Linked DNA regions of Mus musculus: all the other regions are linked to region 5. The links are chromatin loops, found by intact Hi-C in ENCODE. Cell type or tissue: heart. All regions are shown on one strand. Region 1 has its middle 39 kb from the start of Gm35567. Region 2 has its middle 46 kb from the start of Tex36. Region 3 has its middle 30 kb from the start of Gm35567. Region 4 has its middle 16 kb from the start of Edrf1. Region 5 has its middle 17 kb from the start of Ctbp2. Region 6 overlaps 4930483O08Rik (RIKEN cDNA 4930483O08 gene). Region 7 has its middle 120 kb from the start of Tex36.

Region 1 (4,000 bases), 140 kb after region 5:
AGATACGCACTGGTTTCTGGGTATCATGCCATCTTAAGCAGGAAAAGACTTACCATGTTTCTTGGGAAGGTTTGCTACTCAGTGGGCCTCAGTCCCACACACAAATGAGATGCTAAGGCAATAGCAAGTGTGTTAAGATAGTTGCTCAGCAGTCAAGAATGTATACTGCTCTTGCATAAGATGTTGGTTCAGTTCCCAGCACCCACATCAAGCATCTCACAACCAGCTGTAACTCCAGTTCCAGGGAAACTACTACTCTCTGGCCTCCGTGGGAACTGCATGCATGTGGTGCACATAAACTCACACAGATGCAAACACCTAAATAAGAATTATGCTTAAACCCCAAACAATAAAAACCAGGAGTGGTGACACATGCTCTGGAGAGGCAGACAGGAGGATTTGTGAGGCTTTCTGGCCAGCCAGTCTCGCTTAATCAGTAAATTCCAGACCCATGAGAAACTCTGTCTCAAAAAGATAAAGTGGAGCAGACAGAGAGATGGTTCAGTGGTCGGAAGTTTGTGCCAAACAGCTTGATGGCTTGCGTTTGATCCTGGAACCCATGTAAAGGTGGAAAAAAGAGCCAACGCCACAGAGTTGTCCTCTGACCTGCACACATATGCAGCAGCATGCACACACGCATACACACACACACACACACACACACACACACACACACACAAACACACACCAAACAAAAACCCTGCTGTGGACAGTGCCTGTTGATGTTGTCCTCTGGCTTCCACACACAGGTTATACATTTGCAGGTGTGCCACACAGACCCATGTACCCACAGACACATATTTATTGGGCAATTTAAAAATGTCGTGGCAGCTTTACACTCCAAGAAAAGATGTAAACAAAGCTAGACTGACTCTTGCCCTGTGGGGTGCATAGTCCTTCAGGGGAGGTGGACATTCACCAAAGTCACAGGTCTACAACACTTTGTGAATCCAGGGTCAAAGGGTCTGAATTCAGCTCATGAGAGGGGCCTTCACCACTGGGAGTCTGCTTTCTGATGCCTGTGGAATTCTCTAAAGCTAGGAAAGGGGCATGCTTTCATGGTTTATTTTAGAGTATATTTTAGAGTATTTAGAGACTGGTAATTTATAATGAAAAAAAATAATTTGGTGCCTAACTCCAAACACATAGTTCTGGCATCTGACAGAGCTTTTATGCTGTATTATCCTATAGTAGGAAGAAGGCTGTAAATGTGTGTGTGTGTGTGTTGCCTGTGCACCACATGTGAACCGTGTGCCTGCGGAAGTCAGAAAAGGACATCAGATCTCCTGGAACTGGAGTTGTAGACAGTGGTTGTGAGCTACCATATGAGTACTGGGAATTCTGGGAATGGAATCTGGGTTCTTTAGAAGAACAGCTAGTGCTCTTAAGCACCAAGCCATCTCTTCAGCCCCACCCCGTCCCCTGCCATTACATGCTTTTATAACAAGTCCATTTCTGAGATACAGAGACATTACCAAGGCCATGTCATGAATTCATTTTCAAGGACAGAGCCTCATTGGCTCCACCCCAATGCTGTTGCACTACCAAGGGGATTTCTAGCACGGGACACTTTCAACCATGACACTTACATGAACAGCAGCAGTCTGCTGCCTTCTCTTCTGTACTCTGGGGGCATCTGTGTCCCTGGATGGCATCCGTTGCATGGGCTGCCAGGCAAGCTGCAATGGACCTGGGCTCTGAGCCCCAGCTCTGTGGGAGTGTGGCAGGGAAAGTGTCTGGTTCCAGTTAGATCAGCCTCCCCTTGATGAAGCCTAGGAGCTGGGAGGAACCGCTGCAGATGAAGGAGGCTGCTTCTCATAACAGCCTTGGGAGTCCTCAGTACCTTGGGGGGGGGTGGTCATCTGCTTAGGGCTCTTTCATCAGCAGGCATCCAGAGGGAGCCTGGGGAGGTATAGAGGCTGGGGAGTGGTACCCACCAGAGGCCAGAGAGGGAGAAAGGAGGGGACACAGAGAGTCCCCGTCCAGTCCAGGCACATGGCCAATAGGAAACTGGAGCCAGATCTAAGATTAGAACGGGGAGGTTTGTGGCTCTCGAGCCCCTACCCGTGCTGTTTCTTGGCAAGGTTCTCCTTGTCCTGCTCTGACTCAGACCCTCCCTGGATTGTCTCTGGAGTTAATGTTGCCGTCATTATGGTTGTTCTAATAAAATACTCATCTGACGACCTATTAGTAAGGCACATTGTTGACAGGAAATGTGTATTCTCCACATTTCCTATTACACTGTCTATTTCCTGCCTCATTTTTCTTGGGAGGACAGGAGCCACTGGAGATAATAGCATATTGACAGGAAAGAGAAAGTGGGAGAGTGTTGTTAGAGGTGGGGGATTTAGATCTACTTCACGGCAGGGTTTCCTGACGGTCTGCTTCACAGTGTATGTAGACCTCTCCCCTCAAACAGATTGTCCCCACCACCCTCAGGGTTCATGTCTGGATCCTGTATGGATGCCAGGCCCACCATGTCTGGGAGCTGCAGTTGGAAAGAGTCCCCGAGAGTCTGGAAAGTGTGTGGAACTAACCTTCTTCAGCAGCCACCAGTACTTGAGGATGGCGGGAGAAGAAGAGAAGAACCATCTCACCTCCTGGGACTGGAAAGATGGCCCAGTGGGTAAGAGTGTTTGCTCCACAAGTGTGAAGACTTGAGTTCGGATCTCCAGTACACACATTAAAAAAAAATGCACACAAACCTGAAAACAGCCATGTTAGGGTGGCAGGCAAGAGGATCTCTGGGGATTGCTGGCTGCCAGCCTAGCCCCAAGCTCCCAGTGAAAGGCTGACAGAGTGATGAAGCAGGATGTCCTAATTTCCCATCTACACCACACACACACACACACACACAGACACACACACACACACACACACACACAAACACACACAGACACACACAGACACACACACACAGATACACACACAGACACAGACACACACACAGACACACACACACACAGATACACACACAGAGACACACGCACATAGACACACACCCCTTACTTTATAGAAATGTCTTCCCTGCCTGCACTTTTTTTCTTTCTTTTACTTTTTGATACTGACTTACACATAGTTCAGTGCCAGAGGGAGAAACCACGGGATGCTTTTGTGGACGGCATGCTTCAGCTCAGAGCACCCGAAGAGAGATCATTTTGGAGGCCAGCAGCTGTGGAGTGGCGTTTAGGCTTGGCATTCTCTTTGATGACCCTGCCCAGTATGGACTGTGAAACACTGACTAGGCAGAGTTCTGCACATGGCCAATTGTGATGGGGCTAGCCCTTTCCTGGGGGCCTTCCAGTCTCCCACTGCTCTCTCCCAGGAAGTACAGATATGTTTACAACTAAGTGAGGGAAAGACAGAGGAAGATAAGAAACAAACATAGCAGGGTCAACTGTCCCTGTGTGCCTGATTACCCCTTTTTGTACTTAAACATCTGTCCCCAGAAGACTGCGTGATTGGTCACCCACAAAATGAACATCTTTTTTTTTGTTGTTGTTGTTGTTGGTGGTGGTTTTTTGGCTTTTTCCAGGGAGAAAGTTTTTTGGCTTTTTCTGTGTAGTCCTGACTGTCCTGGAACTCACTCTGTAGACTAGGCTGGCTTTGAACTCAGAAATCTGCCTGCCTTTGCCTCCCAAGTGCTGCGATCAAAGGTGTGTGCCACCACTGCCCGCGTGCAAAATGAACATCTTTTGTTTAGCAGTTATGCCCAGACTTGGAGCTGGTGACTGAGAGCTGAACAAGACACCTTCAGGATAAGAGAGAGATTGATGCTAGTTTAGGGAATTATTCAAATTGCCTTAGGCCAGAGGTTATTGAGTCAGGTAGCCCCAAGCAGAGAGACCTCTCTTTTTTTCCCATTAACTTCTTTATTTATTCACTTTATATTCCGATCTCAACCCCACTCCCCCTTCTCCTTCCACTCCACCCTCTCACTCCCTTCTCCTTTTTCCTTTCCCTTTCCTACAGAGAAGGGTAGTCCTTACCCCCAATCTGG
Region 2 (4,000 bases), 520 kb after region 5:
TCCCACCTAAATTCTGCACTAAATCTCTGCTGATTTCATCAGCAAAAAGAAATAAAGAAATAAAGGCGCACAATTGTTGTAATTCATGTCTTGATTACCACTGAAGGCAATTTTTCCCTGCTTATTGGCCTTTTGTATTGACTTCTTTGGGCATGCGTGTGAGACTTTCCTGTCTTACATCCATTTTATTTTTGAGAGATTTATTGATGGACAAAGCTCTTTGTATGTGAAATTTGCAATTCTTGCTTTTGTTTGTTGCGAGGACTTTTTTTTTTTCTGGTTTTATTTGCTTGTTTTTTTCAGTTTGCGTTCTGCCTTTTGCTGGTAGCAAAATACAGATGCTTTCGGTGGTAATAAGGTCACATCCAGCAGGGCTTCCTTTAAAAAAATTTTATTACATTTTAATTTTTATTTACTGTTCTTGTATGTGCCCATGTCCTGTATGCCACAGCATGTGTATGGAGGTCAAACGACAACTGCAGTGAGTTGGTAATCTCCTTCAAGTGCCTTCACCTGCTGAGCCATCTTGCCACTCCCTGGAATGCTTCCTTTAGTATCATGGTTTAAAAAAAAAAAAAAAAAAGGAAGGAAGGGAGGGAGGGAGGGAGAAAGAAGCCCTATTCCCACACACAACCATTCCTCTGTTTACTTTCTGTTTCTTTAGATCTTGGTTTCTTCAACTCATTTCTTAGTTTCATTTGGCTCTTAGTGATACATTGTACCTCTCCCAACCTCCCCTGGCTGGATCCCCTGCGACTCGTCAGTTACATCTCTCACTAGCACTCTACACAATGGCCAAGCTTTCCAGATAAGCAAGTCTTTCATTAAGAATAATCATGTCCTGCTACATCAGGAAGCCCGGTGAAGGTAGATGCTCTACCTCTTCCCGCTTTTGTACTCCAGCATGCATCAGAGTGCAAGACACCTGCCTCTGCACCTGGGCTCCCACACAGAACTCCTGAGGACTTCTGTTTCCACCAGCCCTTGCTACAGCTGTTTAGCTCAGCTAGGACACACATAGACAGAAGTGTATATACTCAAACACGTGAGAGCTAACGTATAGTGTGCACACAGACAGAAACGTATGTAGGCATATGCTTGAGTAAACACACTGTAGGCATATGTCGGTAAGCATATACGCATGTATGTACACACATGTGTAGAATCTTCTGTAGCTGTAGAGTGACAACCCAGCTCCTCCTTGGTGAGTTTGCATAAGGCAGGGATCTGCTACCATCACTGACCATCCTGTCCTCCCATCCGCAGTAGGTTTGGGGAGCAATCTTCCTGGGCTTAGCAGCCATCAAGCACAATATTTTTTAAAAATTGAGTTTCCTTTACTTCTATTAATATAACTTGACAGGTTTTTAAATTTTGTTTATGGTATTAGCTAAAACTGTCAGAACATGTGGGGTGTTTATAATCAGGAGAAAAAGAAAGAAGAAAGGAAGGAAGCAAGTAAGCAAACAAACTGCATTACACTAAAGAGATAGCAACATTCTGCCTAAATTGTAAGCTTTCGCAACTGAAAATGTAAAAAGTTGCCTGAATGGTCTCCTAACATTCTCTTAAGATTGGTTTTCCTCAGGGAGTTCCTAGCCGACTGCAACAGCCCCTGGCCTAGCTGGCTCTGGTCTCACAGTGCACCAAGGCAATGAATCTAGTGTTGGGGTCGGAAGCAAAGGTCACAGCCCTGCAGGAAGAGTATGAGTGGGATAGCGGCAGCTGCCTGGTGTTTGCCGGTTGCTAGCTATCAGGAAAGCCAGGATCTGTCCCAACTCTGCCCCTGAACCGATACCCTGAGTTGAACAAGTTACTGTCTATCTATGGTCTCATTGCTGCACTTCCCAATGGAGCCAACTGCTCAGCTCTATAGCATGGGCTACTGCTGTGGCCCTTCAGGCAGTCTGTGTCCTGGGAGACCAAAGGTGCATCAGATTCTGTGCCCACCCCCACCTCCTCACCTCCAAATCTAGAGTCAAAGGCAGTTGTGAGCCACCTAGTGTTGGTGCTGGGAACTAAATGTAGGTCCTCAGCAAGAGCAGTATGAGCTCTTAACTGCTGAGCTATCTCCCTAGCCCCGGGGACTTTAATTTTAAATCATCGGATGGAGACATCATATTTTGCTTTTTTGAAATCATAGGTTTTCTAATTACAAAAACAGCAAATGCTCATTTTAGAACATTTTATAAGCTCAGACCGGCAAAGAACGCCCATAATAACCACCTCCCCGTGCAGAAGGCACAGGCCACTTTCGGTGGACTCCTCTGTGATTTCTATGTCATTTCTACAAAACCGATCTTACCAAATGTATATATTATAAAACACCCTTCTGATTTTTCATAACTACAAAGATTTCACCTTGTCCCTAAGCATCCATTGCTTTGGCAGATATTTAGCTGCAGGCTCTGAGCTGTTGTAAATAATTCTATATACAATACACATCTTTGGCCCTAACTCTTTGACTCAGTATTTTGTCAGTCCCCTGGGCTAATCTTCATTTGTTCAGAAAATAGAAATTCTTAGAGGGCTACTGGTATTGACTGTCATATTACCTTACAGAAATGTACTTACTGGTGCTGGCAAGATGGCTCACTTGGTAAAGAGCTTGCCTTGCAAGCATGAAGACATGAGCTCAAATCACAGAACCCATGGAAAAAAGGTCTAGTGTGGCGAAACAAACTTGTAATCCCTATGACTGGGAAGTAGAGACAAGCAGATTCCTGGGATCACTGGCCAGTCAGCCTTGCTTAATTGGCTAGTTCCAGGCCCTGCCTCAACAAACAAACAAACAAACAAACAAAACCAAAAAAAAAACAAACAAAACAACAAAAACAACTGGTCAATTACATGCCAGTGCAGGTTCCATGAGTGTAATTGGATAACACAAACTAGACTCGATTGAAAACTAAAAGAAGACTCAAAGTTGCTGAGTATGGAAGTGAGGGTAGTGATGGTGGTTGGGGGATGAACATGAAAAAAACTCATTGTATGGCTGGCCAGTGGTGGCATGTGCCTTTAATCCTATCACTTGGGTGACAGAGGCAGGCAGATCTCTGTGGGTTCATGGTCTACAAAATGAGTTCCAGGACAGCCAGAGCTACACAGAGAAACCTTGTCACAAACAAACAAACAAACAAAATAACAAACAAAAATTCATTGTATGACATTTTCATAAATTTTTAAAACGAAAAACAAACAAACCCAAAACCAATACCGATACCCAAACTAGTAGATAGAAAGAAATCATTAAAATCAGAGCAAAAATTAAAAAAAAAAAAAGTATGACATCCAAAGAATTGCATCCAAGGTTGTCCTCTGACAGCATCATGCATGAACACACACTTGCACATGCACATGCATGCATGCTCATATGAACCTACACATATATGAACATATACACACATGACCACATTCATATAGAAAGAAATGTACCAATTCTGTCTGAAGTTATCCAACTCAACAAATCCTCCCCAACACTAGGTATTTAAATTGTGACACTAAACTCTTTACTTATTTTGTGGTGGGCAGTAGGCCCCGTCACTTCCATAGGCTCTCCGTGGGATACCAGTGAAGATGAACATCTCTTCATTGGGTTACTGCCCGTTTGTAATTTATCTTCTGTAGATTTTCTTCCCTTCTTTCACTGACTGCTCCTTGGTTTTCTCTGCCATCCAGGGAAGGTGTGTTGAGCCTCCATTTGTTTGACACTAACTGTGTCTGTGGGGAATGAAGATCAGACAGAATAGAGGGGAACCCATTGCATACGAGAGTCCATGCATTACCTGGCTGCCAGTGGCCATTCCTGCAAGGAGGCAAGTATGCACTCTTAGTTGTGAAAAAAGTTTTTCTCTTACCATTTTGTATATGTGTAGTGCTTGAGATGGAGCCCGTGGCCTTGTGCATTCCAGGCAAGTGCAACCGCTAAGCTACAGTCCCCATCTTAACAACCTCTCAAGGTCCACTTCAACAGTGCATCCACATTGCTGTGTAACCTGTA
Region 3 (4,000 bases), 150 kb after region 5:
GTGTGTGTGTGTGTGTATGAACTTGTGAGTTTGATGCCTTTGAAGTCCAGAGGCATCAGATCGTCTGGAGCTGGAGTTAATGTCAGTGATGGCCTGACTGGTGTGGGTATTGAGAACTGAACTTGGGTCCTTTGCAAGAGCAGAAAATGATATTAACCATTCTCTCTGCCATCCCCTCCCCCCCCCCCACCCCTGTTTATTTGTTGACCGGTTGTTCCCACCTTCTGGCTGTTGTGACTATGGTTCAGGAGTTTTAAAATCTTCAAGTTACCAAAATGAAGATGAAGGCTGAAAGAGAAGAAGTGCTTTTCCAGAGACACCTGAGTGACCGACCACATAAGGAGAGGGGTAACTCATAAGTCCATGTCTGTAGGTTTCTACTTCACATTTCTTCATGTGATGGAGCAGATGGACAGACAACTGAGTGAGTGATGTAGAAGGCCGGTGCTAATTGTTCTAGTCAACCCAAGACTAGCTGCGGTAATATAGGCTGCAATTTGATTGGCTCAGTAGTGTACTCATTAACATACAGCGCGACTACTGGTTGGTGCTGAGTCGGGAGCTATTATTCTGTGGGGTCATTCAGAAGATTCAGGTCCTTTCATGCTCAGCTCCACTATCCCCTAGGACCTGGGACTCCGCTATCTCCAGCTACTAGAAAGGGAGAGAAACCAGGGACGACGCCCACTTGCCACTCAAAAGTACTGATCTCACCAGATTCACCTAATTGGTGTAAACATGTCCAGGACCACACTGGAGGCAAGGGTGTCTGGGAGATGTAGTCCCCAGCTGGCAGCTATTCCTAGAAGCCTCGTTACATTCTGGAAGGTGGAACAAGCATTCCTGGTTGGATCAGTTGTGAATGATACACCAGCCGCTGCTGTCAATGCCAGGATGGGGTTTTCCTGGAGGATGCTGGGAGAAAGGCCCAGGGGGCTCACCAGTGTGAGCATCAGTATTGTCTGGACACAGTCCTTCCTGCACTGTCTAATCTCACTTTCCAGCTCCCTCACTGTCACAGGCTATTTCACGAGCGCGTCAGCGTGGAAGCACGTTTCCACAGACAGCAGATAAAGATCTTCTAACCTTGTATTTCCTCTCGTATTGTCATAAATAGCTCAGGCAATGCCGTTCCAGTGAGCCTGACAGTGCCTACATTGAGATCTGGATGCAGCGGCATATCTTCCTGTTATATATAAAAAAGAGTGACAGCATTCATCGTTTACGGTGACATCAATGAAGTCTGCTTGTAGAGGTTCGCACTCTATCCATTCATAATGCCTTTTATGACTCCAGGCTTTTAAACGTGGCATTCGGGCCTATTTTTCAAATGTACCGCTATTATCAGCTCAGGAAGCCATTCTTCAACATTTCATTTTTCTAAGAATATCTGGAATATCTTAATTCCCATGAGGCTTCTCCGTGGGGCAGGCTGACAGGGAGAACTTTAATGCGAAAAGGAAAGAAATGAAAAGGCTGCTGGATCCCTGCCTTGGGATATTGCTCATTCCATCCCGGCCTCCTTTTTAGTTGTTGTTGGTCCCCCAGATGAAGAGTCTGTAAGACAAGCCTGTCTATTTTGTGTGGGGACGATAGGGGGAGCTGTAGGGTGGGGCCAATCCTGACCAGGAAATATTGCCAGATCTGCTACGAGGAGGGCGGGGCTCTTTGAAGTTGGAACAGATTTCCCAGCAGGGCTCACGGTTGTGAATTGAAACGGAAGTTTCTTCTCCCTGTTTCCCAAGAGACTCCACAGCTGATAAGTGATGACCTCATGGTTCTGACCCAGATGGAGAATCAAATCTGATATCCTTCTGGATGTCTTCTGTCTTTGGAAGAGGCATCTCCTTTGATCTTCCGTGTCCTGGCTTATTCCTCATCTGAAGATCCTGCTAGAGCTGCGCCAGACCAGTGTGGCTGCAGAGGGCTGGGAGCAATCTCTCTCAGTACAGTCCCCCGAGACAGTCTGAAGACAGCAGAAGCAGTTCCTGGAGTAACTCAGACAGAGCATGTGTAGTGGTTTACATAAGCTTGGCCCTCGGGAAGTGGGACCATTGGGAGGTGTGGCCTTGTTGAAGTGGGTGTGGCCTTGTTGGAGGGAGTGTGTCACTGTGTAGGCGGGGCTTTGAGATCTCCTACTGCTTGAGCTCTGCCCACCGCAGAAGAAAATCTCCTGTCTGCCTGCAGAAGACAGTCTCCTGACTGCCTTTGGATCAAGATGTAGAACTCTCAGTTCCTTCTCCAGCACCATGCCTGCCTGCATGCTGCCATGCTTCTGATGACAATAGACTAAACCTCTGAAATGATAATAGACTAAACCTGGGAAACCTTAAGCCAGCCCCAATTAAGTGTTGTCCTTTATTAAAAGGTGCCTTGGTCATAGTGTCTCTTCACAGCAATAAAAGCCTAACTAAGACAGGAGGATTTGATTATTGATTTAAGGGAAGGAACTTACTGAGTGCCTTGAGTTGCCCCCTGGACATATCTGGGCCATGTTGTGGACAGAGCAGACCTTCCAAGGATGGGAACATTTGCCTGGTTTTAGGCAGCAACAAACCCTTCCCTAGTTACAAATGGGTTCTGTGGGCTTAGCCACAGTAAATAACATTGATTCTCCCCACGTAGAAGGGGACATGATGAATGTGTTCAAGCGAGGGCTTTAAGAGCCTGTGTGCTGATTAGAAAAGGCAAAATAATTGTGAGATAGTGACTAATAGATGGAAGGAATTGTGACAGAACTGGTCCCCTTGGACAAATGTCATCTGCCTTATCTATCAGAGACAACTACTGTCTGATGGCTGCGTGCTTCATATTCAACCCTTGGGTCAGCTGGGGAGTTTGAAGGATCCCCCACCGCCCAAATGATCCCAAATTTGGCTCTGCCTCCATGGCAGTTGAGATCTCTCGTTGAAGCCTGTTAGAGACTCTGTATTTCCTGAGTGGTTATGGTCCATTTCCCATTCGCTTGTTCCCTGGGCCTGGCATGACTCCTGGCACCGGGTACTATGCTGTGTTTGTCTCAGAGCACGAATAAGAACCTAAGAATCGATGTCATGAGTTCAGGTCTCTGACACTGCACATGTTGGGGTGGGGTGTCATGTAACCTCTGAGAGCCCATTTTCACATGTCTGGAGTGAAGCTAAGTAGTACATAGCTTAGGCATGGAGATGTAGCTCAGTGGTAGATTGTGTTAGCTTAGGATGTCTCAGGTCCTGAGTTAAAGCCCCAGTGTTATAAGAGCAATCACATTAGAACTTCCTGGATACAGAGGGAGCGACTAGGTTAAAGAGTTTAGATTGACTCCTAAGAAGTTGCTGATATTTTACTTATGTTGACTTAATGAAGAGCAATGTCATAGGCCTCCACTAATAGTATTGTTTACTGCTACACAACAAATTGCCTTTAAATACAGCTGATGAAACAAGTACTTCTTATACTTTCTGTTCATAGGGATCTCTGGTGGGGCTGAGCTGTAGACCCTCCCCCACTTCTTGGCTTATGCAGGGCTGAGTCAGGTGGTGGGTCAGAACTATTGCTACATCTGAAAGCCAAGCCATGGAGAATCCCCACTAGGTGCTGTGTGTGTGTTCACTATAAACCTGTGAGCTGAGGGAAGGACACCTAAATTGTCCTTGCTAGCCATTGGTAGTGGGTGACCCTGGTTTCCTGCCACACAGGCCTTACCACAGGTTGCCATTGATGTCAAATTGTACACACTTCACATACACCATGTCATCAGAGGACAGCCCTTGGGAGGAGGTTCTTGTCTTCAACTATGTGGGCCCCAGGGACTGAACTCAAGTCCTTAGTCCTTCTTTGCAAACACCTTTATCCACAGAGCAATGGACCAGCCCAAGGTTAAAGCCTTTTTGGAATCTAATCTGGGAAGTGACGTTTTATCACCCCTGCCCACACTCCAGGCAAAGGTGCCAAACCATGAGGCAAGATCACGTCTTAGCAGTTTCCTGCTACAGCATGTGACACTCAGCCCAAAGCAGAC
Region 4 (4,000 bases), 590 kb after region 5:
GTGCCTGGGTTTCTGTATGAGTTCCACCTTTTATATTAGCAGGGTCTCTCTATTCAGCCAGAGCGCCCCGTGTAGACCAGTCTAGCTAGCCAGCTTCTCTAAGGACCTGGGACTACAAGGGAGCCTCCAGGCTGCCCGGCTTTTCTGTGTGGGGTGGGTTTGAACACCCTGGCCCTCAGACTTACAGGACAAGCACTTCACTCACTGACCGTTTCCAGCCCTGTTTTACTTTTCATTTTATTTTGAGACAGAGCCTCTTTCTCCATAGCCCTGCCTGTCCTGAAACTCATTCTATAGAGCAGGCTGGCCTCAAACTCAGAGATTTGCCTGCCTCTGCCTCCTGAGTGCTAGGGTTAAAGCCATGTGCCCCCTTGCCTGGCTATTTTACTTAAAATACTGTGTTGGAGCTGGAGAGACGGGTCAGTGGGTAAGAGAGCTTGCCACACAAGCATGAAAGCATGAGGAGCTGAGTTCGGATCCCAGCACATACATAAAAAGTCAGGAATGATGGTGTGTGCCTACAGCACCAGGAGTCTTAGAAGCAAAGACAAAAAAAAAAAAAAAAATGGCTGAGGCTTGCCAGCTACAGGCTTAGCTCTGAGTTCAATCAAATTCCTTTGACCCTGCCGCAAAGGAATAAAGTGGAGAATGGGAGAGTAGAACTCCTGACATTCTCCTCTAGCTTCTGCACACATGTGTTACACAAGCACATACAGCGCATGCTTGCTCTAGCACGCGCACACACGCACACCAGAGTAGTACGAACATTTACATAGCACTTGCTGCATGCCCACCATGCTCGAAATGCGTTGTGTATGTGCTCATTTATTCGTCAACACCAATGGCAGAGTTGTCCCCATGCTTGGTCATCCCCATGCTTGTGCTGCCACAGGTCACACAAATAAACGACTGCATTGAAAGTAAACAATATAAACCAGGCAACAGTGGTGGTGCATGATTTTAATTCCAGCAAGGAGGTGGGGCTGGGGACTACGGAACAGGAGACTCATTGAGTTTGAGGCCATCCTGGTCTACAGAGTGAGTCCCAGGGCAGTAAGGGCTATATAGAGAAACCCTATTTCAGAAAACAAAGAGAGTCAGGCAAAACTTAAAAAAAAAATCATAATAAAAATGAAAAAGAAAAAAAAAGAAAAAGAAAAAGAAAAAGAAGGCAAACAATTGACTTAAAATAGGCTGCACTGAGCATCCTCGTGCGCATGCTCTGTTTGCGTGAGGCCATCACTTCACGTAAAGATAAAGTCTGACGTTCACTTCATCTTACCAGCATGAAAGCTAATACTCTAACACGTCATGGACTTGAAGCACATGAGAAAATATTTTTCTACATATGCATAATTTTTAGCAGGTCCTCTGGTTTTTCTAGCCCGCCCTGATTTCTGCTCCTACTTCCCCTGTGCAGTGACCCACACACACACCCCCGCCACCCCCAGAACTGGATTTGCAGACAGTGGGCGAGAGCGTTCTTGTTCTGCCGCTGAGAAGACACATTGAAACCACGTCCTTGTGGTGCAGATCCTGGCTTTAAATCACATTGCACCCCCTACTGGAACGCACAGTGCTCAGAACGCCTCAGATGACAGAAGCAGTTCTGAAAATCTAGAATTATGTTTCCAGTTATCCACAGGAGAGCAGACCTTTGGACTCATGGACAATGCCTAACACGGAGTTACTTCAAGGGCCGCTCTCTAAAACACACTCTCTTCAGAAGCCAAACTTAATCATGCAGTTGAATTAGCACACCGTATGACTGTTTATAAAAATAAAATGATTAAGCCCGAATACGCCAACCAAAGTGATAAAAATGTAAATGAGAAGGAGCACGGGAATCAATACGCATTATCAGTTGCTAAATCACTATTTAAAAACGGGACTCAAGCAGACAACTGGAAAATGACAGGAAGCATAAGCACACGGGTAATAAACAGAACAGAGCCCGGCATTAATTAAAGAACTCACCCAGTGAAATGTGAGAGTGTTTACAGCCAAAGTAATGATCATTGTCACAACTTAATCACAGCCCGGACGCCAAGGCACCAAGCCCTCCTGTTTAGGCTTTTTGACGTTTTAAAGGACACTTGAACGAATTTCTTCATTTTTTACAATGAACTATTCCAAGCAACAAGTTTTTGAATATGTAGCAACATTTGTTATTGTGCAACTGACAGGGATTTTATTTTAAATTACAGCTACAGTCAGTATCTACTATTCTAGATGAAATTGCTTTAGAATAGAAGCCTAAATACATTACATTTTAATTTCTTGAAACCTATTATGCCATTTCACTTATTTTATGGGTATTTTGTCTGAAATTGATTTTATTTTTATATGTCAACTAAATTAGATGTCAACTAAATTAACTGGAGCATAAAATATGCTAGGGAGATATATTTACAAACATACACAGCAAAATAGTGCTCAGAGAGCAAGACTCTGACTTAACTCACAGGCATGAGAGACCTCAGGCAGTGGTGCCCAAATCTATCTGCAGACCTCTCTCTTGTTACACGTGATTTGTCTGAGGCACTTGGTTACAATGACACAAGGTGACTGGAAAGTCTTCCATTATCATTCATGTGTGCATACATGTGTTCTTGTGCATAGTGAATATGTGTGTGTGTGTGTGTGTGTGTGTGTATGATATATGGTGTGGTATGTATGTCTGTGTCTGTGTGCTGTGTGTGTGGAGGAGTATGTGTGTGGTATATGGTGCGTGTACATGTGTGTGTGTGTATGTAGGGGGTAGTGTGGTGTGTATGTGTTTGTGGTATATGTGTAGAGGAGGTGGGGTGGTATATATGTGGGGTGTGTGGGTGTGAAGGGGTCCATGTGTGGTATATGGTATGTGTGGGGGGGGTAGTGTGTATGTGTTTGTGGTATATGTGTAGAGGAGGTGGGGTGGTATATATGTGGTGTGTGTGTGTGTGTGTGTGTGTGTGTGCTCTCGTGCGCCCGAAGACAACCTTAGGAGTCATTCCACCTTCTATTTTGTTTTTGAGGCATAGATTCTCACTGGATGCAATACTCAGCAAGTGATCTAAGCTGTCTGGCCAGTGAGCCCCAAGGACTCACCTGTCTCCTTAGTGCTAGGATTACAAGGTCACCAGCATGCCTGACCTTTTCGTTTTCCCCCCATGAGCTCTGAGATCAAGTTCAGGTTTTTGTACTTTCAAAATAAACACTTTAGGCTATGGTGGAGGTGCACACCTTTAATTCCAGTCCTTGGGAGGCAGAGACAGGTCGTTCTCTGTGAGTTCTAGGGTAGGCTGAGCATCTGAGCTATCTCTAACACCTCCATTCTCATTTTAGCTCACTGCTCATGTGACTTATGTTGAAATCTGTTGCCTGAGAGAGCTTGGATTGTTCCACTCTGACAGCAAGTAGGAGGTCTCACCCCAGTGTCACCTCTGCATCTCCTCCCACCAGGCTCACAGACAGGGCTCCCATCTAGCATCCTCTTCCCCTTCCTTTCACAGCTGGGCTGGTAATCCCCTGCCTCCTTGCTACCTGCTTAAATGTTCCAAAGCCATAACAAGTGTCCCCAGACTGTGGCCTGCCACTGCCTCAAGCTGAGCCCCCACTCAGCGCCCCTGCTTTATGCACCTCATCCTGACCTTATTACTCATCTTTCCACACTTCAGATCCAGTGGCTCCCCCAAACCCTAGTCACCTGATGCCCGCTTTCCTCTCCCCACCCGTCCATTCCCCTCTGGTCTAGAGAAGGATTGTGTCAAGCCAGGGCTGCCCCCACTGTTTGGACTAGCCTCATCTACCCTGGCCATGAGGACCCTTGATGGAAGTGTCTCATGCAGAGGACACACGTTTCTTAAACCTGCCACAGAGGTCTTTGCTGCTCTGTCCCCGCCTGCATGTCCAGTCCTTCCCAGCCTGGCTGCTGCTTGCATTCCAGCCTCACTGGTGGCCCTTCACCCAGGATGCCCCATTCTGCTTCTGGGACTTTGCTGAAGCCTCCCCCTTCCAC
Region 5 (4,000 bases):
GTCCCCCATTCAGGTCCTAGAAGTTTCCTAAAAGAACCCCATCCTGAGATATGCACAACGTTTCACTCACAGACAGGCCAGTCCACCATCCAGTAACAAGAGGAAGCGGCTTCTCCACGCAGCCCAGCCCAGTGCTGGGCGGGCGACCCAGCCAGTCAGTCCCTGCTCGGTACTCTCAGTTGGTTAGAGCCCCATCTTCTATCCCCAAAAGCACAAGTACTTGGGATGCACACACCGATAGCTCGTGCTTCAGCCATGGCCTTTCCAATCGGCATAGCTTCAGAATACTGAAGAGTGACAACTTACACAGGTAGCCATGTCCTTCTAATGCCTGCCCCCAGCCCAACCACTGATTCCACACTAGAAAAATAAAATGGCATACTGTGTGACCAACACTGACTCAACTAGACTAATCCAGATTGTAAAAATGAAATACACTGTCAATAATTTTGGCCGGCTCAGAGTGTGCCACTGTCGGGGGTTTCACAGAATCTAGAGGGTTTATGTTGGTGGTAGAGAGCTGGCCTTTATTAACTTCTATATGGCCTTGGGTTTGAAATGCAACATTAGAGAGGGGGTGGGGGGAGTTACACGGTTTGTAAATCCGAAGAAAGGGTTGCACTGTGCCACGGAAATCCACCAGGCTAAAGGTGAACCAGTCAAGGTAGTATCCCCACCCCCCACCCCCCGCCCCCCTGCCCGATGAGGATTAGCTTTAAAACCATGATTTTCCTGGAATAAGCAAGTGGTGTGGTCTTACTTTGAGCTGGGACTCTTAGCCCATACAAATACATTCCTAGTGTCAAATGCGAGCCTCAAGACTTCTGTATATTTTTCGCGTGCTAAAAGTGATAAACAAGGCATGAGAACTTAAGCAGAAAGATCCTTTCATGTTCCTAATTGGCTGTTTTATTTGGGTCATGTTGAGAATCCAGCGTGGGTCGTCACATTCTACAGAGACTCTCTAGAATTTTCACACATTTTAAAAGCCCTTGTCCTCCAAATATGCCTTGAAAATAAATATTTTAGTTAATAATAGAGGCAGAACAGAGAGGGATAAAAGCAAACAAGCAAATGTCCATTCAGATTATGAGGCATAGAATGATGGCGTGCGCTCAGGCTGCTCAGGGTGAGCAGTCGCTAACTCTTCCCCACCTAGGCGTGTGATGTGTGCTCTGTGGCCAAAGAGCCTGTCTGTGTAGTGGAATGCGATCTGTCATCTCATCTGCTATGGGACAGAAAAGCTTGTCCCGGTTGCAAGAGAAATTTTCATTTAACCAAGTAGAGAATGCCACCAACAGGAGAAAGCATACACAATATTGGAAGTTCTCACAGAATGTCTGCAGAGGGGTCACAATACAGCTGTTGGGTGGGGGCGATGACCCAGTACCCTAGTGATCACTGTGGGCAGAGTCCATGGCCTGTGACAAAAATGTACATATACAGTGCATTTCCTGGGGTTCAGTGATGTGTCCAAGCACAGGTAGGATGGCGGCCAGCAGCCTGGACCTGAGAGTTAGACCACAGTGAGACCCACCAGGCCGTGGATCCTTGACAACATGGAAACTACAGGATAGACATAAGAGGCACACTAGATAATATGTCATTATATTTTAATAAAGTGAACACAGACTGGAGAGATGGCTCAGCGGTTAAGAGCACTAACTGCTCTTCCAGAGGTCCTGAATTCAATTTCCAGAAACCACATGGTGGCTCACAACCATCTGTAATGGGATCGGATACTCTCCTCTGGTGTGTCTGAAGTGTACTCATATAAATAAAATAAATCTTTAAAAATAAAAGTGAACGCAAGTCTAATGAAATAGCAAAATAAAATACTTCTTGTTAAGCTTGAACTATTTGCCCATAGAAAAATTACTAGTTCTAATATAACTTCGATTTAGTTAAAGTGAACACGTATGAAGCCATAATCTGTGTCTAGTAAAAGCAATTTTAGAGGTTAGTTACAAATTACAACAATAAAACATTTTTAAAGCGTCTTAAGATCTTGATTTGTTTTTGTTTTAAACACGCCTGCCTCTTGACTTCAGTTTGACCCCACAGAAGTCCCTGACTCTGGACTGTCCCAATTTGGCAACACTCTGTCCCATAAAAGACTTCAGTGGGTTACCTCTTGACACGGTGAGGTCCAAAACACATGTCTCAGTACCTGCATCTTATAGCCTTTATCTGCTTATCAAAAAAGCAATGGAAAACAAGACCAGTCCCACCCTACCCCGTGGTCAACCTGTCATGCTGGGAGCAAGATTAGCCCACGGGAAACATTTTACCCAGCGATGAGGCTCTTGATCCAGCAGAGGGCACTGCTCACCCTGCCTAGACATCCCCAGACTGCAAAGCTGGGATATCTTTGCCTGGGTCTCAAATGTGAACTCCATAAGAACCCAGAGAAAATACGTCAAATACCCTTGATGGAAAGGCCTGAGCACTGTGTGTCTTAGGAAGCAAGAGAGGCAGAAGGCACCTGGCCTCCCTTCTAGCCATGGATGCTGAATGGTGGGATGTGACTCCCTCCCCATTGTCTCACACCTCCCCTGAGAGCCAAGGTCTCCCCCCTCCCGCACGCGCACACACACACACACACACACACACACAGGGCAGGCCAAGGAAAGGTGGTCCAAGAGCCAGTGAGTTTCCTGACCCACAGTGTGAGGTTTTGTCCCGCAAAGGGGCACAAACTGCCCTAAGGGGTAATTTTCCTTTATGCTTGCAATTCTCATTCAGAGATATGTGAATCCTGGTGATGGACGATGGGAACAACTTGGCAGTGAGAGGATTTAAGACAGAATAAATAGGAGGGTACACAGTTCTCCACAAGCCTGATAGAGTTTCCATCAGACTAAAACCTGGGGGGGGGGGGGGGCGCGCACACAATTGAGCAATTGTTCCTTGACCCTAAGGTCCCTTTGTTGTAAGACTTCAGAGTACATGCCCTTCCCCCCAGAGCAGACACTAAGCAGGCAGAGGAGGGAAAGTAAGAAGGATTTCCCATTTAAATATAATTATATATCTTCTTCATTAACTTTGGGGAGGAGCATATTCAACCAGACCTGTGGGAGGCAAAGAACAGCTTTCAGGAGTTGGGCTCTCACCATTTGGGTCCTGGGTTTAAGCTCCAGATGTCAAGCTTGGTGGCAAGTACCTTCCGTTTAGTACTAAACTACCTCCCTGGCCTGGATTTCCTGGTTTTAGATAGGGAGGGCTTAGAAGCAGCAGAGCCTCCCTCTGCCTAACCACAGCTGGCCAGTCAGGAGCCATGGAATGATGCAGGAAAGAGGTGTGCTTTAACTAGTCATGTTCCAGGAGCGACACCATGCTCCACCTAACCCCAGACACTCCATGGGACGACATTCTCTGACCATTGCTTCAAACACCGTTGCTGTGGCAACAGGATACCACTTAGAGCACACAGCTATTTCTTGATTATGATATGGCATACTTAGTTTTTTAGTAAGAATGCGCCAAAATGTGGGAGGTGCCAAATGGGATTCGAGGAGCCCCCGATCGCATCTCCATACAGCCTGCCATCTCCTTTGCCACAACTTACATCACAAAGTACCTGGTGGCCAAAGACAGGCTAACAAGGAGGGATTTTGAATTTGCCTCAATGTCCTGCTAGAATGACAGCTATGTCTTCAGAAAGGCCTCAGCACTCGGTGAACCTATTGAAGGATTTTCTCTGCTCTTCCCTTATTCTAAAGGGACAGTCTCTCTCTGCCTTAGTCCCTGCTGCTCACCCTATCTGCCTGGTGGCTATGTCACCCCAATGAAAGATGCCTGCCTTCTCCAGTCACCAACCCAAGTTTCACCAAGAGCAGGGCCCATAGCCTTGTGTGGCTCCCAGAGCCCACTGGCTGCCTGAAATCCCAAGGCCAAAGAAAAATCAAGTCTCTGTCACAGGGGACGGGAAGGAGCAAAGAAAGGGGCAGCATTCGACTGGGCTTCAGGACCAACATCCCAGGTGTGTGAGAGGGTGGGA
Region 6 (4,000 bases), 100 kb after region 5:
TGGTCCCCATTTGGCCCTCCTGTTACCTGGTTCTCATGTAAACTAGCCTGGTCTTGAACTTGTGCAGCTGAGGATGAACTTTAAATTACGATCCTCCTGTCTCCACCACTCCCTAGTGCTGGGACTGCAGGCACAAACCCCCATGCCCAGTTTATGCACAGCTAAGGATTGAAGCTGGGGCTTCATGCGTGATTGACAAGCATTTACCAACTGAGTTACATCACCAACCCCTCCTCCTCAAAATTCATTGTTAGTTTTTTTTATGCTTTTTTTTTTATTTATGTGTATGGTGTTTTGCCTGTATGTATGTCTGTGCACTGTGTATGTGCCTGGTATCTATGGAGATGGACTTACAGATGGTTTCCAGCCACCTTTGGGTGCTGGGAATTGAATCCGGATCCTCTGGAAGAGCAGCCAGTGCTCTTAACTGCTAAGCCATCTCTTCAGCCCCCTAAAATCCTTATGCTTTTGAGGAATAGATATTTCATGTCTATTTTGTCCTGTCTCTGCTTTCTAAGTATTGGGTTTACTGGCCTGTGCTACCATGCCTAGTTTAGAGCATCAAGTATTTTGCCACAGAGACAGACCTGCTCTGTACAAAGTCCTTAACCCTTTGGAGTTCTTGTACTTCAACTGCCTTGAGAATCTAACTTGAATACTAGATAAAGTAGACCTTATCCTTATCCAGCAGGCTGGAGAGCAGAGAACTCCCGTAGCGTCAAACAGAAGCCACCATGAGTCTCAAACATCCTTGCATGTTCTGCTTTGAGTTCTGCCCTTGGAATGTTCTTTTTCTGTATCAGGGCAGGGATATGACACACAAAGCTTCAGACATATGAGCAATGGTGACTAAGAACAGAGTCACAGGGACCACTGGCACCACTCAGTTGGGTCAGCGTGGGGCTGTGTTGGAGGAATGACGTAGAGGAATGGCCGGGTCCAGGGCAGGGATAGAGTTGTCAGTCTCCCCTTGCTGTAAGCAACAGTTGAATGGAGCCTCATTGTGAATGGAGATAATACAACCCCAAGTAGAACTGGTGTTAGTGTTGTAGCCTGTAGTTCAGTCACCCACAAGACATCTTGTCTAATGGGGTGGCTTCTGTTTATCTGAATGTTCTGTTTTGAGATTAGCTCTCATATAATTCAGACTGGTCTTGAACTCCTGATCCTCCAGCCTCTGTCTCAGAAGTGCTGGGATTACAGGTAAATGCCTAGCCATATCCATATCCACCATGCCTAGCCATATCCATATCCACCATGCCTAGCCATATCCATATCCACCATGCCTAGCAATATCCAACACCTCTAAGAATCTTTGCTTTTAAAAACATAAAGACAAGCTGGGCAGTGGTGGCACACACCTTTAATCCCAGAATTTAGGAGGTAGAAGCAGAAGGATCTCTGAGTTCGAGGCCAGCCTGGTCTACAGAGTGTGTTCCAGGACAGCCAGGGTTATACAGAGAAACCCTGTCTCAAAAAACAAACAAACAAACAAACAAACCATAAAAACAAACAAACAAACACCAGAACCTATAGCACTGAATGCCCTTAGATAGAAGAGTTGCGGACGGTCAATTACAGAGGTAGCACCTAAAGGAACCAGTACAGTACTTGGGCTGGAGAGATGGCTCAGTGGTTGGGAGCACTGAGTGCTCTTCCAGAGATCAAGTTCAATTCCCAGCAACCACGCGGTGGTTCATAACCATTTGTAATGGGACTTGATGCCCTCTGCTGGCGTGGAGGTGTACATGCAGCTAGAGTACTCATACATAAAGGGATCTAAAATCCTTGCTTAAATGTTGTATTTCACAAAGTTCTTACAGTTGGTTTCATATAACTTCATAGTCTCTAGCAGAAGTTCATTTTATTGGTCCTGAGACAGGAGAATAAGTAGTACAAAACCATTCTCAGATATAGATATAGACATATATGTGTGTGTGTGTGTGTGTGTGTGTGTGTGTGTGTGTGTGTATGTTTGAGGGCAGCCTGAGATTCTTAAGACCCAGACTTGAAACAAACAACAACAAAAGCAGCAAGGAACCCTCAAAGCCTATTGAAACCATTGGATTCATGTTTGATCATCTATAGTTCAGCTTTGGTCCCTCTTTGTAGAGATACTGTTTGTTTTGAATTTTTAGGATTAAGGGCAGCAGGCACGGTGGTGCATACTTTTCATCTCAGCACTCAGAAGGCAGATTCAGGCAGATCTCTGAGTTCAAGGCCTGCCTGGTCTACAAAATGAGTTCTGGGACTGCCAGGGCTACACAGGGAAAACTTGTCTCCAAACACTGGAAAAGGAGGGCTGGAGAGATGGCTTAGAGGTTAAGATCAGTGACTGTTCGAGAGATCCTGAGTTCAATTCCCAGCATTCTCAGCAACCTCATGGTGGCTCACAACCATTTACAATAGGATCTGATGCCCTCTTCTGGTGTACTTGAAGACAGTGACAGGGTACTCATCTAAATAAAATAAATAAAGAAACCAAAGGTTGAGGTTTTTAAAGGAAAACTGAAAAAAAAAAAAAAACAAAAAAAAAAGAACAACCAAAAGATTAAGGGAAATTTTATTGGTGTTTAAAAAGAGAATAACAGTTACAGGCAAACTGAAAACTCAGCAGTTGCTGGGAGGAGGGGAGATGGAGCAAAAGTAACTTAAAAAAAAAGATTTATTTATTTATTTATTATAAGCACACTGTAGCTGTTTTCAGACACACCAGAAGAGGGCATCAGATCTCATTATGGATGGTTGTGAGCCACCATGTGGTTGTTGGGATTTGAGCTCAGAAGAAAGCAGTCAGTGCTCCTAACCACTGAGCCATCACTCCAGGCCAAAAGTAACTCCTTAAAGTTAGCCATGGTGGTCAGAAAAACAGTGGGAAAGCCCAAAGTCTCAGAAGAGCTGAGCCTCAGAGGACACTGAATTCTAGGCTGTGGTGTCCTGGGGCAAAGTATTCCACCAAGGACACATGAACTAGAGAAACAGAAAGAGAATGCTTATTAAGACTCGGTGTGGGCTAGTAAGCCTCTTGAGGAAGGAGCCCAGAAGACTCCTTCTTTTTGGCTTTGGAAATAGAATCTCACTATGTAGCCTAAACTGTCCTGAGCTGGAAGCCCTCCTGCCTCTGCCTTCCTGGGGCTGGCTTTATAGGAGTGTGTCAGCATGCTTACCTACACAGACACCAAACCATTCCAAAGCATGTTGCAGACATCCTGATGTTTCACTCCTGCTGTAGTTTGGATTGGATAAGTGTTCTCTATGGCCGATGTTTTAAAGGTTAGTCTCCAGAGTTGGCAAGGGGTGGAGTCTTAGGCTGCTGGGAGGTCTTTAGGTCTCTGGAGACATATGAGCCTTTGAAGGGGCTAGTATGATCAGTTGCTGACTCTTCTCTTTTGTACCTAGCTGTAAAATATAGGGGCTTGCTTTTTTCATGATATACCTCACCAAAGGCCTCAACTGACCATGGGACTCACGCCTCTAAAACTGGCCATAATGAACCTTTCTTCTTTATAAGTAAGTTGTCTCAAGATGCTTTCTACAGTAGCAGAAAACTAACTGATGGCTGGGTGTAGTGACACATTTCTAATCCCAGCATTTGGGAAGGAGAGGCAAGGGGAATCTCTGTGAGTTCAAAGTCAGCCTGGTTTACAAAGGGAGTTCCAGGACAGCCAGGGATGTTAGGTAGAGAAACAAAAATGTCTCAAAAGAGAAACACCCAAACAAACAAACAAATAACCAACCCAAAAATCAAACAAAAAAAAAAAGAAAGAAAAATAAAAAATAAAAAAAAACTGACTGGTGCATGATACAATTCCTAACAACAGTTGTACAATATCTAAGAAAAAAAGAATTCCTACAAAATCTTAATACTTTACCATATCAGCACTGGGGCTGGTCACTCTCTTTGGTCATTATACTGTGGCTAACTGTGAACTATTTATTACAGAGCAACAAGGTAAATGCCAAAACTGATTGATGGAAGTTTTCTTAAAATCGTTCATGG
Region 7 (4,000 bases), 450 kb after region 5:
TCCAGAATGACAGAGAAAGGACAACTCTCATTGGTTGGTCAGGACGTTACATAAAGGGAAAAGGTGGAAACTATCATGACCTTCACAAAGCTGCATCAGGCCCAGCTGCAACAGGTCAGGGTTTGTAACCCAGTGTCTGGCTCCATCCTCATGGGAACTGTGACAGCCTATGGCCTCCTTTGGTCTGCTTGCCTTCTCCTTTAGTCCAATGCCCTCTCTGCTCTCCTCAGTCTGAACAGGACTTGAGATTATCTGGGTGTCCTTCACCAGTAAAGCTACCCAGATGTCTTGCAGTTGTACAAACTTTCAAGCATCATTTCAGGAAAACAAGGGCAAAAATCTGGCTACCGACTCAATATTCCTTCTGTTTTCCCATCACCTTGGGTTTTTGATTGGCCTTTTGGTTTAATTAAGCCTTTCTGTCCTGATGGATGGATGCTATTTTCTGCCATTCTTCCTGAATCCAACAAAGGATCCAGGAATGAAAATTAGTGAAGTCTGTCAGACACAGTGGCTTAGGCCTGGAGCCCCAGCACCCGGAAGGTGGCGGTAGGTTCAAGGTCATCCTTGGCTATATAGTGAGTTTGAGGTCAGCCTAGGCCTTATGAGACCTCGTTTCATAAAATAAAAAGAATGAAACGTCAAAGAAGCAGCTTCTGTGATACACCTTTGCAGCCGGGGGCCACTGCCACCCTAGAACCCAACAGTGCCTCCGATGAAGTACTGTTATCCTAAGAAGTTTCTAGCCCGACAAGGGACGCTCGTACCCACATACTCCAAGAGCGTCTACTCCTGTTGTATTTATTAGTTGGCTCCAAATTACTTCAGTCAATAAAATTACCATTGTTGGTTCTCACCTTTCAGAAAATTTGTATGAGTTAAACACTTTGGCAATATTTATTTATTCTGCCATCTGTCTCACCAGCTACACATTCTCAACAGCCGGGCCCAGAAAGCTCCCCCAAAATCACCTGAGCATCATAAAATTAGTCCATGGCTGTCAGAGTAGCGCGTGGAGAACACAGCTGCTGTCCTGCTGCCTGATTTAATGAGGTTCTGAAAGCGTGGGGATAAGGATGCTGTCCCTTGGTTACCATGGAAACAAAGGTGCTCAGAGCAGGTGTCAGCAGCATCAAAACCAAGAGGAATCAGCTGATGGCTCATCATCTTGGGAGGTGTGGACCACGCCCTAGCGGCTGCAGTACTGGATATTTGCTGCTCCTCAGGAACAGACCAAACTCTTTCCAGAATTTATTCTGAACATATTGTGTTGCCATATAAACTTTGTCAGCCTAGAGGATTTACATTTGATGATTTCAAAATTAGAAGTTTGAAGTGCTTCTGTTCTTTCAAATCCAATTAATTGGCGATCTGTTGTTTTGTATAAAAAGAAAGAAACAATATACCATCAACCCTGTACCACCTCCCTCCAATCTGGGAGACTTACTTACTCTTCTTCAACTTGCAACAAAATATCTCACAGAAGGACTTAAGAGTGAAAGTATTTATTTTTGGCTCCTGGTTTCAAAGATGTTTCAATCCACCACAACGGGGAAAGGTTAGGTCATGGGAGGAGTTCTGCCTAAGGTGGCAGGAGCAAGGAGCAGCTGCTTGTTCACGTGAAGGGGGACAGGAAACACAAAACACAAGCTGGAACCAGAAGGGGCTATAACCTTCAAAGGCCTGCCCCAATGCTTGCTCCCCATAGCCAGCCCTACCCCTAATGTCTCCACAACCTCTATCCACAGCGCCACCTGCTGGTATCCAAGTGTTCAGACACACAAGCCTGTGGTAGATATTTTACCTTCAGATCATAACACTCAGTATATTCGATTTTATTCAAACTTTTCAAGCAGAAGAGTTTAATATGCAGAATAGAGGACCCAGTGCTTCCGGCAAAATCTACCTTTTATAAGGTCAAAGGCTTTTTATACAAAGCTAGCTTTTCTGCTAAATTATGCTATCTACATGATACAACACAATTTGTAAATGTTAGTCTAGTTACTGCTTTGAGTGAGGTCTCAGATTCCACATCCTTCGGAAAGAATAAAGAAAGCTTTAATATAAAGGTAAAGCTCTCCCCAGCTTACCCCATGTTCGTGGAATTGCTTTCAGGTAAACTGGTGAGAGTGGAGGAATGAGAGAACCGAGCTGAAATTTTACTGAAGAGTGGAGATACGGGCACTAGTCTTCAAACATTCCAGTTTAAAGCTGAGTAAATGGCTTAGTGGATAAAGCATAGATTCCCCACAAGCCGGAAGTGGTTAAAGGCATGTGTAGTCCACACTCCAACAGAGAAACTGGAGATAGAAACAAAGTCATTCCCGAAAGCCCCAGAGCCAGCGAGCCTACTGTAAAGAAACGGCTGAAAATGAGGTTGAAGGCAGGAAGCAACACCCAAGCAGCACCCAACACACCTTTACACATATGCACATGCGTGCACGCACACACAGACACCTGCTAGACACATATATCATACACAAATAATTTTTTAAAAAATCAAGACTAGCCAAAAATAAACAAACACAAAATAAAACAAAAACCAAACAAATCAAGAAACAACCCCACCTGTTCATTAGAATGAGACTGGAACTCTGGATTCTGATCTCTGACTCCATGCAGGGTCAGGGGGAAGGCATTAGCTAATTAACTCGGAGGAAGCAAGGGCACATATACGCTATTCATGTAGAAAAAGAGCAAAGTGTTCAGTTCTGCTTTTTGGCTGATCTGACACATACTCTTTGTTCTCTAAGAATGTGATGATTTGGCCAAAAATCTGCTTTCTGAATAAGTCAGATAATTGCCTCACCTCCACACTTAGCTGGAGTGGAAGAGGGTTGACTTCAAAAAGCAGGTGGTCAAATTAGAGACACGTTCTGACTTTATTTTAAGCTCTTTATTTGAAGACGATATTTACTGCCTAATTAAACATCTGATGCAGTTTGAAAACAAGACAGAAGCGCAGGCACGCTGAACGTTTTTAGACATTAAGTGATGGGTAGAGAGAGCTTTTTAAAGTATGTGAAGGACACATTTGATACACTTGGCTTTACACAGAGGAGTCACCCAGTCAGGCACTCTTGCCCAGCAGACGATACAGTTTCCCTGTGTGAGGAGACACAGCTTTGATGCCAGCCCTCAGGAGCTGTGGGCACAAAGTGATGCTTGTTACGAGGCTCTGTCGCTGTCGGCCTGTGTCATGACAGTCGGTGCCAGTGTCCTGCACTGTAAACAGAGGGCAGGGAGCTGATGGAAGGCGTCCCATCAGGTAGTATGTACGGAGTGCTACTGGAACAAGCACATGTAACATGCATGGGCAGCCTGAGTCAGGGCATAAGAAGGAATTAAGTGGAAATACTAAAAGCAACAGTGCTGTCATTAGACTTAAGCTTAGCTCTCCTATCCCCGTGTGTTTGCCAATTCACTTTGTAAACGTTCTCTAGTGTCTCGGATAGCGCCTGTAACACAGAACAGCTTTTTATGCCCACGTGGATAGCGTGCCCCAACTGTCTGCCAAAGTCTGTAATTTAAAGTGAGTTGTCTGCAGTCTTGTCTTAAGGGACCAGAGTACCAGCTTTGCTGTTTGGGGTGGTGTGTGCTCCGGAGGCTGCAGGGCAGAGCAGAGTCAAAGGGCAGACACTGGGTTTAGAGGACCTGTCAAAGAAAGAGGTGACAGGTCTGTAAGGGAGTCAGACGTTGTTGATTACTGACTAGGGGACAGGGAAGAAGAAGCACTCGTGACCAAGACTGTGTGGGGAAAGCCCCTAGAAATATACAGACATTTTAGAAGGGACCCCTGAGTCCAGCTAGCCTTCAGTGCTTAGCTCTCATGATTGTTCATGAATCCAGGCTGAAGATGGATCTCTGTGGGAGCTTCCCTGAGATGGATGCTCAAGCCTTGCTAACCAGTCTCCTTCCTTCTGTTGTGGGTGGAGATTCCTGAGTGCCCCCAGAATGCTGCCTGCAGAGCCCCTGGCTGCAGGATGGGCAGCAAAGGCAA

What was found. A loop is a pair of places that touch in the nucleus more often than their neighbours do. Peaks named below come from ENCODE experiments on the same cell type or tissue, not always from the same donor. Only the 100,000 strongest peaks of a DNase experiment are listed, where the experiment ranks them.
Region 1: a loop joins it to region 5, with 5 times the contacts of the local background. A loop is called at or near these places in 4 of 42 quality-filtered maps.
Region 2: it touches region 5 in a loop (4-fold over the local background); 4 of 42 quality-filtered maps call a loop at or near these places.
Region 3: a loop joins it to region 5, with 2.8 times the contacts of the local background. A loop is called at or near these places in 4 of 42 quality-filtered maps.
Region 4: a loop joins it to region 5, with 4 times the contacts of the local background. A loop is called at or near these places in 23 of 42 quality-filtered maps.
Region 6: it touches region 5 in a loop (7-fold over the local background); 18 of 42 quality-filtered maps call a loop at or near these places.
Region 7: a loop joins it to region 5, with 2.4 times the contacts of the local background. A loop is called at or near these places in 2 of 42 quality-filtered maps.

Annotation. Positions count from the first base shown.
Region 1 is chr7:133,174,932-133,178,931 of GRCm38, forward strand. No RefSeq gene overlaps it. Among named protein-coding and RNA genes, the nearest start is that of Gm35567, 39 kb to the right of the region's middle. In heart, no CTCF peak of the experiment used is centred here; DNase peaks (open chromatin) are centred at 1,750 and 2,020; H3K27ac peaks cover 1,034 bases; H3K27me3 peaks cover 36 bases.
Region 2 is chr7:133,554,298-133,558,297 of GRCm38, forward strand. No RefSeq gene overlaps it. Among named protein-coding and RNA genes, the nearest start is that of Tex36, 46 kb to the right of the region's middle. In heart, a CTCF peak has its summit at 2,016; no DNase peak of the experiment used is centred here.
Region 3 is chr7:133,184,434-133,188,433 of GRCm38, forward strand. No RefSeq gene overlaps it. Among named protein-coding and RNA genes, the nearest start is that of Gm35567, 30 kb to the right of the region's middle. In heart, a CTCF peak has its summit at 1,586; DNase peaks (open chromatin) are centred at 1,668 and 1,978; H3K4me3 peaks cover 1,513 bases; H3K27ac peaks cover 708 bases.
Region 4 is chr7:133,619,346-133,623,345 of GRCm38, forward strand. No RefSeq gene overlaps it. Among named protein-coding and RNA genes, the nearest start is that of Edrf1, 16 kb to the right of the region's middle. In heart, a CTCF peak has its summit at 1,573 (motif pointing left); no DNase peak of the experiment used is centred here.
Region 5 is chr7:133,030,423-133,034,422 of GRCm38, forward strand. It overlaps a transcript of Ctbp2 not described here. Among named protein-coding and RNA genes, the nearest start is that of Ctbp2, 17 kb to the left of the region's middle. In heart, a CTCF peak has its summit at 2,318 (motif pointing right); a DNase peak (open chromatin) is centred at 2,329; H3K27ac peaks cover 896 bases.
Region 6 is chr7:133,132,030-133,136,029 of GRCm38, forward strand. The region is part of intron 2 of 4930483O08Rik (RIKEN cDNA 4930483O08 gene); the gene reads left to right. Among named protein-coding and RNA genes, the nearest start is that of 4930483O08Rik, 5.8 kb to the left of the region's middle. In heart, CTCF peaks have their summits at 1,748 (motif pointing left), 2,450 (motif pointing left) and 2,671 (motif pointing right); no DNase peak of the experiment used is centred here.
Region 7 is chr7:133,476,387-133,480,386 of GRCm38, forward strand. No RefSeq gene overlaps it. Among named protein-coding and RNA genes, the nearest start is that of Tex36, 120 kb to the right of the region's middle. In heart, a CTCF peak has its summit at 1,777 (motif pointing left); no DNase peak of the experiment used is centred here.